Regions from separate parts of the Homo sapiens genome. Here region 2 is linked to region 1. The links are chromatin loops, found by intact Hi-C in ENCODE. Cell type or tissue: gastrocnemius medialis. All regions are shown on one strand. Each heading gives the region's core, and the rest is flanking DNA. Links, peaks and the distances in the headings are about the cores only. Region 1 overlaps EGFLAM (EGF like, fibronectin type III and laminin G domains). Region 2 overlaps LIFR (LIF receptor subunit alpha).

Region 1 (9,480 bases), core at 2,653-6,652:
GACTTCTTTACAACCTAACCGAGTGGCCAGTCTTCCGGAACCAGAGGAGCGCGTCACTCCGCAGATTCTCCCAAGTGGATCAACTTGGGATCACTTCAGCTCCTGCATAGATGACAAGACTATGAAAGTAGAAACTAGGCCTGGCGCGGTGGCTCACGCCTGTAATCCCAGCACTTTGGGAGGCTGAAGTGGGCGGATCACCTGAGGTCAGGAGTTCGAGACCAGCCTGGCCAACATGGTGAAACCCCATCTCTACTAAAAACAAAAATTAGCCGGGCGTAGTGGCGGGTGCCTGTAATTCCAGCTACTTGGGAGGCTGAGGCAGGAGAATTGCTTGAACCCAGGAGGCAGAAGTTGCAGTGAGCCAAGATTGCACTACTGCACTCCAGCCTGGGCAACACAGAAAGACTCCATCTCCAAAAAAAAAAAAAAAAAAGTGGAAACTGGACTTAAAAAAATTTTTTTTCAATCTCCCTATGTGTAGCTCAGGTTAATTTGCCAAGGGAAGCTTTAGAAGACTACAAAGATGTTTCTTAATTCCTGAATTTCTTTATGTTTTTCTCTCTCAAGATCATCCTGAATGACCGAACCATCCATGTGAAGCATGACTTCACCTCCGGAGTGAATGTGGAGAATGCGGCCCACCCCTGTGTGAGAGCCCCTTGTGCCCATGGGGGCAGCTGCCGGCCCAGGAAGGAGGGCTATGACTGTGACTGCCCCTTGGGCTTTGAGGGGCTTCACTGCCAGAAAGGTACGCTCAGGGGTCTGAGGCACAGCTCCCTGGAGGGAGTGGAAGGAACGGACAGCCAATTGGGGGACCACAACTCTTAATGGAAGAGTTGTAACAGTGGTACAACCATAGTGGTTATTTTGATCAATTATTTCAATAACTTATTAGATGATTATTTATAAACTACCATAATTCCTTAATAAGAGTTAAATGCTGAAATACTTCTGCTAACAGTGAGTAAATAGGTTCCCCACCCTCTGCCCTGGCTCCTTCCTTGAGAATCACCTCATAGTCTAGCAACCCAAGAGTTAACCCATAACAGAGTAGGGGTTTCCAGGACTTTTGCATCTGAGCCACTCCCAGAGCCTATCCTGATAGATGAATGCCTATGCTTTGTAGACTGATAAATATTTTAACCCCTGTCTGTGCATGCTGTATAAGAGAAACCTTGCCCAAATATGCAAAAACACAAATTATACATTAGTTGCTCCAAACTAAAGTATGCATAACCTTCTGTATAGTGCTATTTTTTAGGCTATCAAATTGCTGTGCCTCAGTTGTCTCAACTGTAAAATGGGAATAATAATAGCAGTATTATTGTGTGTCTAACACAGAGGGTTATAGTATTGACTAAATGAGACAATGGATCCAGAACATTTAGAAGAGGGCCTGGTAAGTACTCAAGCAACCAACAAATACTGGTCATTATTATTCGTGGGGAGAAAAATAAAATCCATTAGCAGGTGCTGTGGGCTACTCAGTTTCCATCTTACCCTAGACTGAAAGCCAAGGCAGGTCATAGACCATGAGACCCTGCTGGACTTGCTTTCTGTACCTGCTTATGGGAAGCTGAGGACACGGCCCTGGTATCTAGAATAGGCTTCCCACATATATCCATCATGTTGGGCCTTCATTTTTCAGTTTCAGTGTGGCCTTTCCTGCCCAGGAACTTAAAAAAAAAAAAAAACAAGCCTGGAAGAAATAAAGCAATGAGCCTCTGAAGGAATGTGCACTGTCTTTCTTATTTCCAGGTTGTTGATTTTTATCAGAATTAGGGCTTAGAGGAAAACTATAAATTACAGGTAGGTATGTTGGTATATGGAATGGTAGGAGAAGTCATTTTGTCATTTTGCAGCAGTCTTGGAAAATATGAAAGATGCCAATTTGCCAGTTGGAAGCCTTAGTAGTATTTCTTATGTTTAAATGAATTTGAAATCTACATGGCAAATCTTCCTTGTATTTTTAACAAGGGAGGGTAATTGATTCATTTGTGAATTATCCTGATTAGAATCCTAACAAGCAAATTGCTGTTTAGCTAATAGGTTGTACTTACAGAGATTTAGCTGAAGAGTGGCTCATTCATTCAGAAAATTGGGTTTGGATTTCACACATCAATGTTTGAATTTACTAAGTCTCCAATTTTACCACAGGAGCATCCAATTTGTGCTTGCCGTATATCTAACATTAATGGTCAATATGTAAATCCCGGACTTAGATGAACATTTAGCACTGGAAATTAAAGGGAGAAAGAAAGGATAATGTGTGATCTTGTTAGCCCTCATTTCCTGCTGCAGAACATTAGTCGTAACAGGGATAAAGTGCTCACATTTATAGCTTTGTAACTATAGGTTCAGGTTCAATGAGAAGCAAATCTTACCAGAATGTTGGGGCAGATCCCAGTGAGCACCTGGATCTGGCAAGATCTGTGGGAATGGATGACGGCAGAGGGAACTGCAGGACATTGGGGACTCTTTTCCTGCAAAGCAGTCTAGAACCAAGATTGGAACCCAGATGAGCCAGCAGCCACCCTCCATGTTGAATTAGTATCAGATTGTGTTTTGAAATCAAGATACTGCTTCTGGGAAGATGGCAACCTTTCCAAATCCTGGGAAGGTTCATATATCAGAGGTATGGCCCCTATCCCATAATTTCCTTTCCATCATAATGACTGGAGAGGATTAATGGGGCTCTGCAACAATTTTTCCAGCTCCAGCAGGTACCAATTGTGGGCAGTTGCCATGCCGACTGCTCTAATATTGGGGAAAACATTTAGTCCCATTGTAAAGATTGGAAAGAAAAGGAAAAGAGATGGGCGATTATGTTGTTCCATAGAGATGCAAGAGAATACATAGAAAGTTTGCGTAAATCCTTGGTTTGAAAGACCAAGAATGGTGAGAAGCCATCCTTGGTTGTCAGAAAGAATCCTGTCTCATCCAGCAAGGTGATTTTTAGCCTCATATATTTAAAAGTTGGGGTTTTTTTCTGCCTCATAATCAAACCATGTTTCAAAACAAGAGCCTGTTCCCAGTATTCCTACAGAAGTTAAACCAGTCCTTTTACATGAAGCAAAATGGTATAGAAATAACCAGCACCAGGGCTCATCCAATCCATACCAAAGGGCACCTTCTTTATGAGGAATTTTGTTTTCTGGATCGTCAGTGAGTCTGGGTCTTTTTCAGCCTCATCAGAGAGTGTGGCAAGTGAGTTCCACAAGGGCCGTAGTTGGACAATTTGACACTTGTTCCCACCTCTTGGTAACCCAGGAGAGCAGGGGCCAGAAACTCAGACAAATCCTGGAGCAGTTCCAGGCACTTGGACTACATGGTGGTTTCAGGGCCCCCGCTTTTCCCTGTGGGGTTGGGGGCAGGAGCAAGAGAGCCTGACCCAGACCAAGGGGTGCACTGAGCTCCCACTGAGCATCTGAGATGCTCTTGGGATGCCACAGGCTTCCTGTAGCAGTGGCCACTGCAGAAACTCAAACCTGTCTGTCCCACCTGCAAGACCCACCAGGACAGGAGAAGCCAGAGGTTCTTCTTACTCCCAGCTGTGACTTCAGGTGCCAAGAAAAAAACATAAGGTTTGACCTTGGGGGTCCCCTTGCCTTCCATTTGGTGGTTTCAGTTTCAGGCATCTTCTCCACCCCATGCACTACCCCAATACCTAGGCCCCCTTTTTTCTCAACAAGGCCTTCCCCATCAAAAATTACTTCCATACTTAGAGATTTCTTTCCTTTTTTCTTTACTTGCATCCAGTGGACCCATCCTGTGTCCCAGTTCCTCAGAGCTTGTGTATCTAAGTAAGTTACTAAAATGTTCTAGAAGAATTTCACAAAGCTCATGTAAAAAACTAAGTTCTGAGGAATATGAATCGCTGCTTTGTACACACACACACACACACACACACACACACGCATTCACGTACACGAAATGGGAGGAGGCTTCTATGGTGAAATACATTTGGATAATCCTGAGTAAACAGACAATTCTCTCTCTTCTGCAGAATTTCTCAGAGCCTTTGCTATGCTCTGAGCGTCTAAGAGGTGAGTACAGGACACAGATGTTTTCTCTGGGTTCTCCCAGTCTATAGTGGACAAGTCACCTGGGAAACTAAGCTTTGGCCCTTGCTTCCCTTCCCTGTGTTTCTAGAACAGCTTCAATTCAGACTGTGCAGGATTCCACAGGCCACTAGATGGCGGTGTTTCTCTGTAGCAGGTGGCCCCGCATAAGACAGAGCCAATAGCTGTTGAGACAAAGCTAGGCCTAGCGCCTGTACTCATCAGGGGCGCACAGTCCTCAAGTAACCAGTGCTGCCTGATTAATACTGACCTACCACACATGCAACATTTAGGGCATTTATGTTGTGTTTACTTGAGTCACATCATGTTCCAGGGTCTGATTTGGGTGATTTTGTTTGTTTGTTTTAGGTCCCAGTGTATATATATAAAAAAAGCTTCTGTAAATATAAGAAAACTCTGTATATAAAACCACAAATTAATAAAACACATAAATTATGCATGCTAAAGGGAATTTCTCTTTAATATAATTTAATATATTAAATGTTATGTCATTTATTATATTAAAAATTAATATACTAAATTTTTATATTTAATATCAATATATTATTTGATTTAAAATATTAAATTATATTAACATAATATGTTAATATTTAATACTAAATATGAAATTTTAATATATTAATTATTTTAATATTTTTAATTTAATATATTAAAATATGTTTAATATATTAAAAATAAGTCATTTCAAATTAATTGGAAAAGAGAGGTTATTTAATTATTGTTACACAAGTAATTCGGTTGTTATATAGGAAAAAAATTTCAATTGCGTTTATCTTACAGATGAATTAAAGAGTGAAACATGCAAACATACACATTAAACAAATACCCAGACTCTTTTCGCTGCAGTCCTTCAGCTAATGACCATGTTGGCTGTTCCCAGTCCCTCATTCTGGTCATTTTCTCTTTTAGTAATTGGAACTTGTAATAGCACAATTCTAAGATGGTTGCCAAGATTCCTGCACCTTTGTTAGGGAACCAGGAGCATAGGAGAGCCAGGGTGACAACATTAAAAAAAAAATCAACTCCATCTTAAAACTAGCAAGGTACATTCCTTGTCAGTCACATGGTCATATAAGATGTCTATGGCTAAAGAAGCAGCTTAGTAATGTCTGCAAAGACAAACCCTAGGACAACCAAACATTCAGACGCCCTGATATCGCATAACAATATATACTTTTAAGATGATTAGAGTCAGGCCAGGCGCAGTGGCTCATGCCTGTAATCCCAGCCCTTTGGGAGGCTGAGGCGGGCGGATGACCTCAAGTCAGGAGTTTGGGACTAGCCTGGGCAACATGGTGAAACCCCATCTCTACTAAAAATGCAAAAATTAGCCAGGTGTGGTGGTGCATGCCTGTAATCCCAGCTACTTGGGAGGCTGAGGCAGGAGAATCACTTAAACCCGGGAGGCAGAATTTGCAGTAAGCCGAGATCGTGCCACTGCACTCCAGCCTGGGTGACAGAGCGAGACTCTGTCTCAAAAAATAAAAAATATAAGATGATTAGAGTCATGCTTTGATGTATTTATGCACTAAAATGCGAAGGATAACTTCCTTTAGAAAACATTTAAACCAACTACATGAGCCAAATTCAAGGGGATTTCTTTTCTGTGGATGGTATATCATTAAACACCCCCAGAATGGGAGATCTGGGGGTGTTTAGTATAGATGTTGCTCTTTAGATAGTTGAAGGGCTGCTAGTTTAGGGAAAGGTTTTGTTTGTTTTTCCTTTGTGGCTACCGTCAGCATACTATAATAAAGATCTCTGTACCTAGTAGAATGGTCCAGCACGGGAGCGTGCCACCTTGTGGAAGAGTGAGCTGCTCATTGTGGGAAGTGTTTGCTCCGGCAGGATGGGCATCCATCAAGGATGCTGCTGAGAGGAGCCCTGGTTGTTGGGGAAGTTAGCCTTCCATGCCCACAGGGCCCTTTGCTTTGCTAAGGTCCCGTGAACGTGGGAAAGAAACCGTGGTCCCTTCAACTCTTTTTTTTTTTTTTTTTTGAGATGGAGTCTAACTCTGTCACCCCAGGCTGGAGTGCAGTGGCGTGATCTTGGCTCACTGCAGCCTCCGCCTCCCAGGTTCAAACTATTCTTCTGCCTCAGCCTCATGAGTAGCTGAGATTACAGGCATGCCCTACCATGCCTGGCTAATTTTTGTATTTTTAGTAGAGACAGGGTTTCCCCATGTTGGCCAGGCTGGTCTTGAACTCCTGACCTCAGGTGATCCACCCGCCTGGACCTCCCAAAGGGCTGGGATTACAGGTGTGAACCACCACACCTGACCAACTCTTTATAGTCTATTGGGAATTCCAAGCTCCTCAAATGGAAAATTTGCTTTGCCTGGACTGCAGGGCTTCTGGCTTGGAGGCTGCTGTCCACTGGGGTGTTTTTCTGTGTGTGTCACCATATGGCACAAGCTTTTAGATATAAATGTAAGAAAATGAAAAAAACACATTTCAACTAATCAGTGAGGCCATTGCCACAGAAAAAAGGCAATGTAGAAAAAATTAGGTATACTGGAAATGGTAGAGAGAAGTGGGGAATAGGAAGAGATTTGTTAAAGGATACAAAATTACAGGGAGATAGGAGAAATAAATTCTGGTGTTCCACAGCACTATAGGATGACTATAGTTAACAATAATATATAGTTTCAAATAACTGGCAGGAGGACATTTGACTGTTCCCAGCACAAAGAAATGATACATTTTGAGATGGGATGGATATGCTAATTACCCTGATCTGATTACTATATATGTATCAAAACATCACTATGTACCCCATAAATATGTAAAATTATTATGTGTCAATTAAATTTTTTTCAATAAAATAAAAGCAAAAAAATTAGGTATAGGGTTAGGTTAAAATATAATCATGTTGGCCAGGCGCAGTGGCTCACACCTGTAATCCAGGCGCTTTGGGAGGCCCAGGCAGGTGGATCACCTGAGGTCAGGAGGTCGAGACCAGCCTGGCCAACATGGCGAAACCCCAACTCTACTAAAAATACAAAAATTAGCCAGGCATGATGGCACATGCCTATAGTCCCAGCTACTCAGGAGGCTGAGGCAGGAGAATCGCTAGAACCCTGGAGGCAGAGGTTGCAGTGAGCCGAGATCGCGCCACTGCACTCCAGCCTGGGCAACAGAGCAAGACTCTGTCTCAAAAAATAATAATAATAGTAATGTTTACAACATTTAAACCAACTACAAAGAGCCAGAAAGGGCTCAGTGGTCACTTCAAGCTCTGATGATTTTGGATGTGATTATTTGTCCCTATATATACTCACTTAAATGAAGCATAGTTTGACTATTTTTTATTCAGTGGTGTTATTTCTCGAGGGTGCCTCTGCCTTTGTTAATCAGAAAATAACCAGGGGTCTGGAATCTTGCAATGGGGGGTGGCGTGGGAATGAGGGCGATATTTTCCACTAGGGAGAGAGAAGAGGCAGCTAGCTGGCTTATCATTCCTTTTTCACATGCAGCCTACAGCCAAGAAAAGTAATAATCATTGACAAGGTAAGTAACTCTTGAGCAAGGAGCTGTTTCTCTAGATTTAAAAGAAATGCAGATTGTCAGTTGAAGGTGAGGGAGCCTCAGAAGTGTCAGACAGCTGATTCTAAACATCTTCTTGGTCCACCGCCACGCCCACCTTCAATAAGCCGAGAAGAGGTGAGGAGGCGGGTGGCTGGGTGCCAATCATGCTGAGGAGAGATTTCCAGTGGTTCCCCGCGGGGCTCATATTCACATTCCCTAAGAGGACGTTCTGGACTCTCGGGCAGAGCTTTGTGAGAGAAACAAGGCTGGCTTCAAGTGATCTGCAACCAGAGTAATTGGGATTTGACAAGGACTGTGAAAGGCTGACTCTCCCTGTTCTCTTTCATGCTGGCACCGGGCAGAGTGTGGGAACTACTGCCTCAATAGTAAGTACAGTAAGTCCTGTGAGAAACTGCGAGAGCGCTCTGGGCTGGGGCAGGCCAACCGCATGCAGGGGGACCCGGGGTGAGTGGTGTGGGAGCTGGGACATGCCTACGCGTGGTGGGAAGCCTCCCCGCCGGCCAGCCAGAGGACACTTCTCTCCTGAGCTGGGGGCTGAGCCGGCAGCTGCTGGGGGCGCCCACAGACCCCCTCGGAAGCTCATGTGCAGAGCCGATGTGTGGCAGGCACGTCCCAACCCTTGCAAGGAGTTCAGGGGAAAGATGGCTGTTGGCCACAGGCCCACCGCCACGGGCCAACAACAGCAGGGACAGGCCCTGGCGGTACCTCTCCCCCGTGGGGGTGAGCCAAACCCACCAGGGACTCCTTGGTTCCGTTTAGCTCCGGGAAGGCCTCCCCCACCGCTCAGCTTGGATCTTCTCTCCTCCTTCTCCCTTCCCAGCCATGGTGTCCTGAAACGAGGGGCCGGCTGCCCCGGCTGAGAGCTTCCTTCCACCTCCTCCATTTTTGCAGTTCCCTGCCGCTGTATCCTCCTTCTCCCTGGCCTTTCTGTCTATTCCTCTGGGTCTATTCCCTCCCCTCCTTTTCCGGCGCCGCCTTCTTTCCTTTTCTGTTTCCCGTCCTTCCTTGCCCGGTGGCTGCCTTCTCTCCCGGTTGTCTTCCTCGGCACTTTCTTTCCTCCTCTTCTTGCTGCAGCGTCCCTTCTTTCTCATTCATGCCACCCGTTTTCCTACTCGGCTCCTTTCCCGTCCTCTTGCCATTTTGCCCCCCAACTCTTTTTTCCTCCCTGTTTCCCTTCCTCGTCTCCTCTTCCTCCTACCTCCCTTAGTCAGAAGGGAGTGGCTGGGGGTGCAGCCCCAAACTAAGTGACAAGAGCCTTCATCTCCGGCCCTGCTAGGTCCTTGCAGCCTCAGGCCCTCTTCCAGGGCTGTGCTGCTTCAGAGAACCACAGAGCAATTTCTTGGGTAGTTACCTCCAAAATTGTCTTTTAAATTTTCTGTTTCGTCCTTTGCTTTTCTTGTTTTCTTTCCTCTCTTCCTTTCTTTTTTAGTTTTTATGAAAGGCTCTGGGAAGCTGCCAACATAGGGACTTGTACTTGGGGGCCCATTGTCATAGGCTTTGCTGTTTCCGCTCTTTTTTTATGTTTGAAGGTTAATCTGTACGAATTTTCATAGTATCAAATAATTCTACATTTCCTCTCTGGGGTGGAGAGTCCTTCGTTCAGTGTCTTCTTTGCACCAACCATGTATTTTCGTGAAGCTATAACGTGTTTTATAAACCTTCTTATTCTCCCTCATTTTGTACATTTCTTTGAATTTGAGATTTATTCTACCTTAATTTCTTTAAACCACCATTTCTGTATCTTTCCAAAGAGGAAAGAGATATTGCTGTTATTTCTCCAGCAGAAATCCCCTAGCCTCATCCCCCGTTCATGACATCACACACAGCTACTTAAACTCTTCTTTTGC
Region 2 (4,000 bases), core at 1-4,000, 50 kb after region 1:
TAGTAATCAAATACTTTTTAATTTATCAAATTATTTTACCTTCCTTCAATTATACATCTTATTTTTAGAATTCAATCATACCATTGTTGCCAATTTATAATTTCTCATGTTGCCTTGAGCTCTTATAAATAAGTACCCATTTAACTTACCCAATTCTTCTATATATCCAATCATGGAGCGTAATAATTGATATCCTTGATTTCTGCATCCATACAGGAAAAAATTATATCTTATACCTGGTCGAAACTCATCTATAGGATGAACATATCAGCAAACTTTCATAAATATATTACTATGAATATCTATTTTAGAAACATCAAGTTCATAACATACTCTAAAATTTCCAAAGCTAATTTTAAAGATGTTTTCTTATTAAAAAATACATATATATTTTAAAGACTAGTAAATATTCAAAAGAAAATTGACTAAACAAAAATTAAATTTACTTCTATTTTAACAAAAAGTTTAGTAATATAAGATGGGATTGCATTGAAGAGAACAACGATGATTTAAGGCTTACATTTTGTTCCTTTTTCCAGGAAGAAATCATCATTGCTTGATTTTTTTTTTTTTTTCTTTGACGGAGTCTTGCTTTGTCGCCCAGGCTGGAGTGCAGGGTCATGATCTTAGCTCACTGCAACTTCCGCCTCCCGGGTTCAAGTGATTCTCCTGCCTCAGCCTCCCAAGTAGCTGGGATTACAGGTGCCCGCCACCGCACCTGGCTAATTTTTGTATTTTTAGTAGAGAAAGGGTTTCACCATCTTGGCCAGGTTGGTCTCAAACTCCTGACCTCGTGACCCACCCACCTTGGCCTCCCAAAGTGCTGGCAACTGCTTGATTTTAATGAACAAAATGTAAGTCTACATCAACTTCCTGGGTCAGTTCACTAAGCCATTCATTCGAGGTCCACATCATGCCTCTATAAATCCCTTCCTTACCTAGTGTTATTTCTGAGTTGGAAAAAGCAAACAAACCCACTGCTCTCTCCTCTTGTTCCAAGAAGCAGAATTAAAAGTTGCACTCTGCCTTGAAGCTTCAGTGTTAAAGGAATTAGGTCTTAGAGTTTATTCCTCTTTATAACATCACCATTAAGTGTCCTTGGGTGAGTTAACTCCACAAGATATAGAAATACTTTGAATTAACTCCACAGGACATAGAGGTACTTCCAATTGAAGTACCTTAACTTAAATTCAAAAGGCTGCTTTTAAATGTCTCCTGAATACAATGCAATGTGTACAATGTGAGCAACACAGACATGCACAAAACGTCAAGCATGGAGACACTTGCAGAGTGGTGGGGAAGACAGACGAACAAGGGTAACCATAACAGTGTGTTATATTAGAGGTATGTATCAGATGCCATGGAATCTTAAGTGAGGGGCCAAATGAGTCTAAAAAGATCAGAAACAGCTACAATAAGGGCCATCTGAATAAGGCCTTGAAGGGCAATTAGATGCTCATCAGTGGTGGTCGAGAAAGAAGATAATGCCGGGGGACACGCAGGGGGGATTGGCAGCATATGGCATTGCATTTAATTTGCAGAATGCAATTATTCTGGTGTGGTTAAAGCATTAGTTCTCCAATCAAGTGCCTATAAAACACCAGTGGCCTACAGGCTCCAATTTGAGACAGTAGTCAACTTCTAACATCATACAACCCAAGAAAAACTGAATCAACTTGTCTAAAATATTAACTTTTCTTCTTGTAATCACTTTCCTTAAACGTTTGTTATGTGCTGGCACGTCCTAAGTATGCAGTAATGCAACTCAAGCTCAGCCAACTGTGTTTAGTTTTGTAACATTTTTCTTTGGAGAAAGGTATGCTTGAGGTTATCATTTTATACTGCATGTACATCTGTAAATCTGTACCTCTTTTTATGTTAAAATTATTTATTAACAATATTTTATAGGGCTCTGACACTTTAAAAAAAGAGGCTGAGAAGGTTAGAGCATTAGGAATGTGCTAAGGTCAAAAAAGAGAGTGGACAGCTTAATGAGTAGAGAACAGGATGAGAGAGGAATAAAAGGTGTGCCTACTATGTGCCACTTGCTGTTCCAGAAGCTCAGCAGTAAATAAAAGACAATATTCCCAGCCTCTTGAAGCTCTGAATAACTCTGAATTTGAACCTGGGTTCTATCACATACTAATTTTGTGACCTTGGAAAAGGCACCTAACTTCTCTGAGTTTTTGTTTTCTCAAGCTTTGTGTCTTTGTTCAATTGAGTTGGCACAGAAAGTTCTCTTCCCACAATCATCGCGGGGCAGCTTCCCCATATCCTGCAGGTCTCAGCTAAAACTTAAATGGGTAGATACTCCATTTATATCCACTCCAGCCTATCCCAGTCCATCCTGATTATTCTAAAAGCTCAGGTGAGAAAGGACAGACTGGAATCGTGTAAGGCTCATTCAGCAACATGGGAGGGGATGGAAGGGAAGGTGCAGGAAAAGAAGGGTAGCATGTGGCTGGGTCCTTGATAAGTACAGTGCACTGTAAGGAAGGATAAAGGGAACAACTCAGGAAGATCATTACCACTTCAGCCAATTATACATGTGGAGGAGTTTGGCTGTATTCCAAGTAGAACTGGAAAATAATCTGAACTCATACATGATAATCCAATGAATGGGACCCATCCTCATCATCTGAGAGAGAAACAGTAAGCAAGTAGAAAGTGTTCCCTGAGAGAGAGGTAAGGAGCAGGCTGCTTGCTCTTCTGCACTTCCCTAACACGCGAGGGAGGCAGGAGACAGGAATGATCACGAAGCATCACTACTGACAAGCTACAGGGTCCAGAAATCCCATGGGGACAGGCAGGATACACTCCCATTGTGCCAGGAAAACAACGATGATATTGCAGAGAGGGCTCTAATTCCTAAGGACAAGGCTGGATTAGCCTGTAGGTTATTAAACACTCCTCTGTGGAAAAACTTCTCAGGCTGCATCCCATAGAGGGACACTCACCGGCAGCTCACAAGCTCCTGAGCATCAGGCTCATGGAACGCAAGGCCTCCCACCCACACTGCGCTCAGTCCAGCCGATGCCCCCTTGCCCTGCATCAGGGTTAAGTGGTAAGGGGTTCACGGTCTTTGTGCTCAGTCTCTCCCTAACCTTGGTAACCTGGACCCTGGGCAAACAAGGCAAAGGCCCTTGTGTGAGACCAGGCTACAGTTCCGTAGTTTTTTTTTTTCATGAACATTTATTTAATTTTCCACATAATTTTTAATGTTACTTAACATTCCATTTTATAGGTGTACCATCATTTACTCATTCCCTTATTTGCTATTTGGGTTTTTAATTTTTCACAATTATCAATAATACTGTCATGAACATTCTTAGATTAAATCTGTGTTGTTCTCTGATTATTTCTAAGAATAAATTTCTAGACCAGTAATTACCAGATCAAAGGGTTTGGATCCTTCCATGTGCTGCCACAACTACCCTCCCAGGAAAGTCAAACCTATTTATACCCATCCAGCAGTAAAGAGAATCACTTCACTGCACCCAGTCTTACGTGTTGCCTTTTAAAAATATTTTGTAGAACTTAATTGAGAGACACTAATTCATCTTACCAGATTCTATTACAGTTTCAGTGCTGTTTGAGGGAACTTTTCTCCAGTCCATAAGGCATGGTTCCGACCGAGACGAGTTACACCACTTAATGACGTAGTCGCAAGTCATGTTGGGGTCGTAATGCCAGGTGAGGAGAATCCCCTTTCCCATCCCAACAACTTGTTCTATTTTGAGATCATCTTCAATAAGAAAGGAGGATATTTTACTGGCATTAAAAACAATAATATAAGGCAAATCTCATAAAAATGGACATGAGTTAGAAAAATCACTTCATTGTGAAGAAATTATAAAATAGTGCTCAAACTAGATAAACCTAGAGCAAAGATTAGAAGTGTTGCTCTGTTATTTTCATTTTAACAACTGTAGCACTTACCTGTATACATAGATTAACACAGCAGCTCAAAGAAAGTCGTTTTTAAAAAGCGCCTAGGATC

Evidence for each region. A loop is a pair of places that touch in the nucleus more often than their neighbours do. Peaks named below come from ENCODE experiments on the same cell type or tissue, not always from the same donor. Only the 100,000 strongest peaks of a DNase experiment are listed, where the experiment ranks them.
Region 2: it touches region 1 in a loop (2.9-fold over the local background); 7 of 110 quality-filtered maps call a loop at or near these places.

Annotation. Positions count from the first base shown.
Region 1 is chr5:38,437,705-38,447,184 of GRCh38, forward strand. It overlaps EGFLAM (EGF like, fibronectin type III and laminin G domains), which reads left to right. Exons shown (of 22, transcript NM_152403.4): 17 at 571-751. The region is part of intron 1 of EGFLAM-AS5 (EGFLAM antisense RNA 5); the gene reads right to left. It overlaps LOC124900965 (a long non-coding RNA gene), which reads right to left and starts at 8,542. Exons shown (of 2, transcript XR_007058738.1): 1 at 8,369-8,542; 2 at 7,376-7,893. RefSeq lists a silencer at 4,299-4,348. In gastrocnemius medialis, for the core only: CTCF peaks have their summits at 4,196 (motif pointing right) and 4,395; a DNase peak (open chromatin) is centred at 4,227; H3K27ac peaks cover 564 bases.
Region 2 is chr5:38,490,041-38,494,040 of GRCh38, forward strand. LIFR (LIF receptor subunit alpha) reads right to left here. Exons shown (of 20, transcript NM_001127671.2): 14 at 3,566-3,745; 15 at 150-251. Among named protein-coding and RNA genes, the nearest start is that of EGFLAM-AS5, 24 kb to the left of the region's middle. In gastrocnemius medialis, for the core only: no CTCF peak of the experiment used is centred there; no DNase peak of the experiment used is centred there.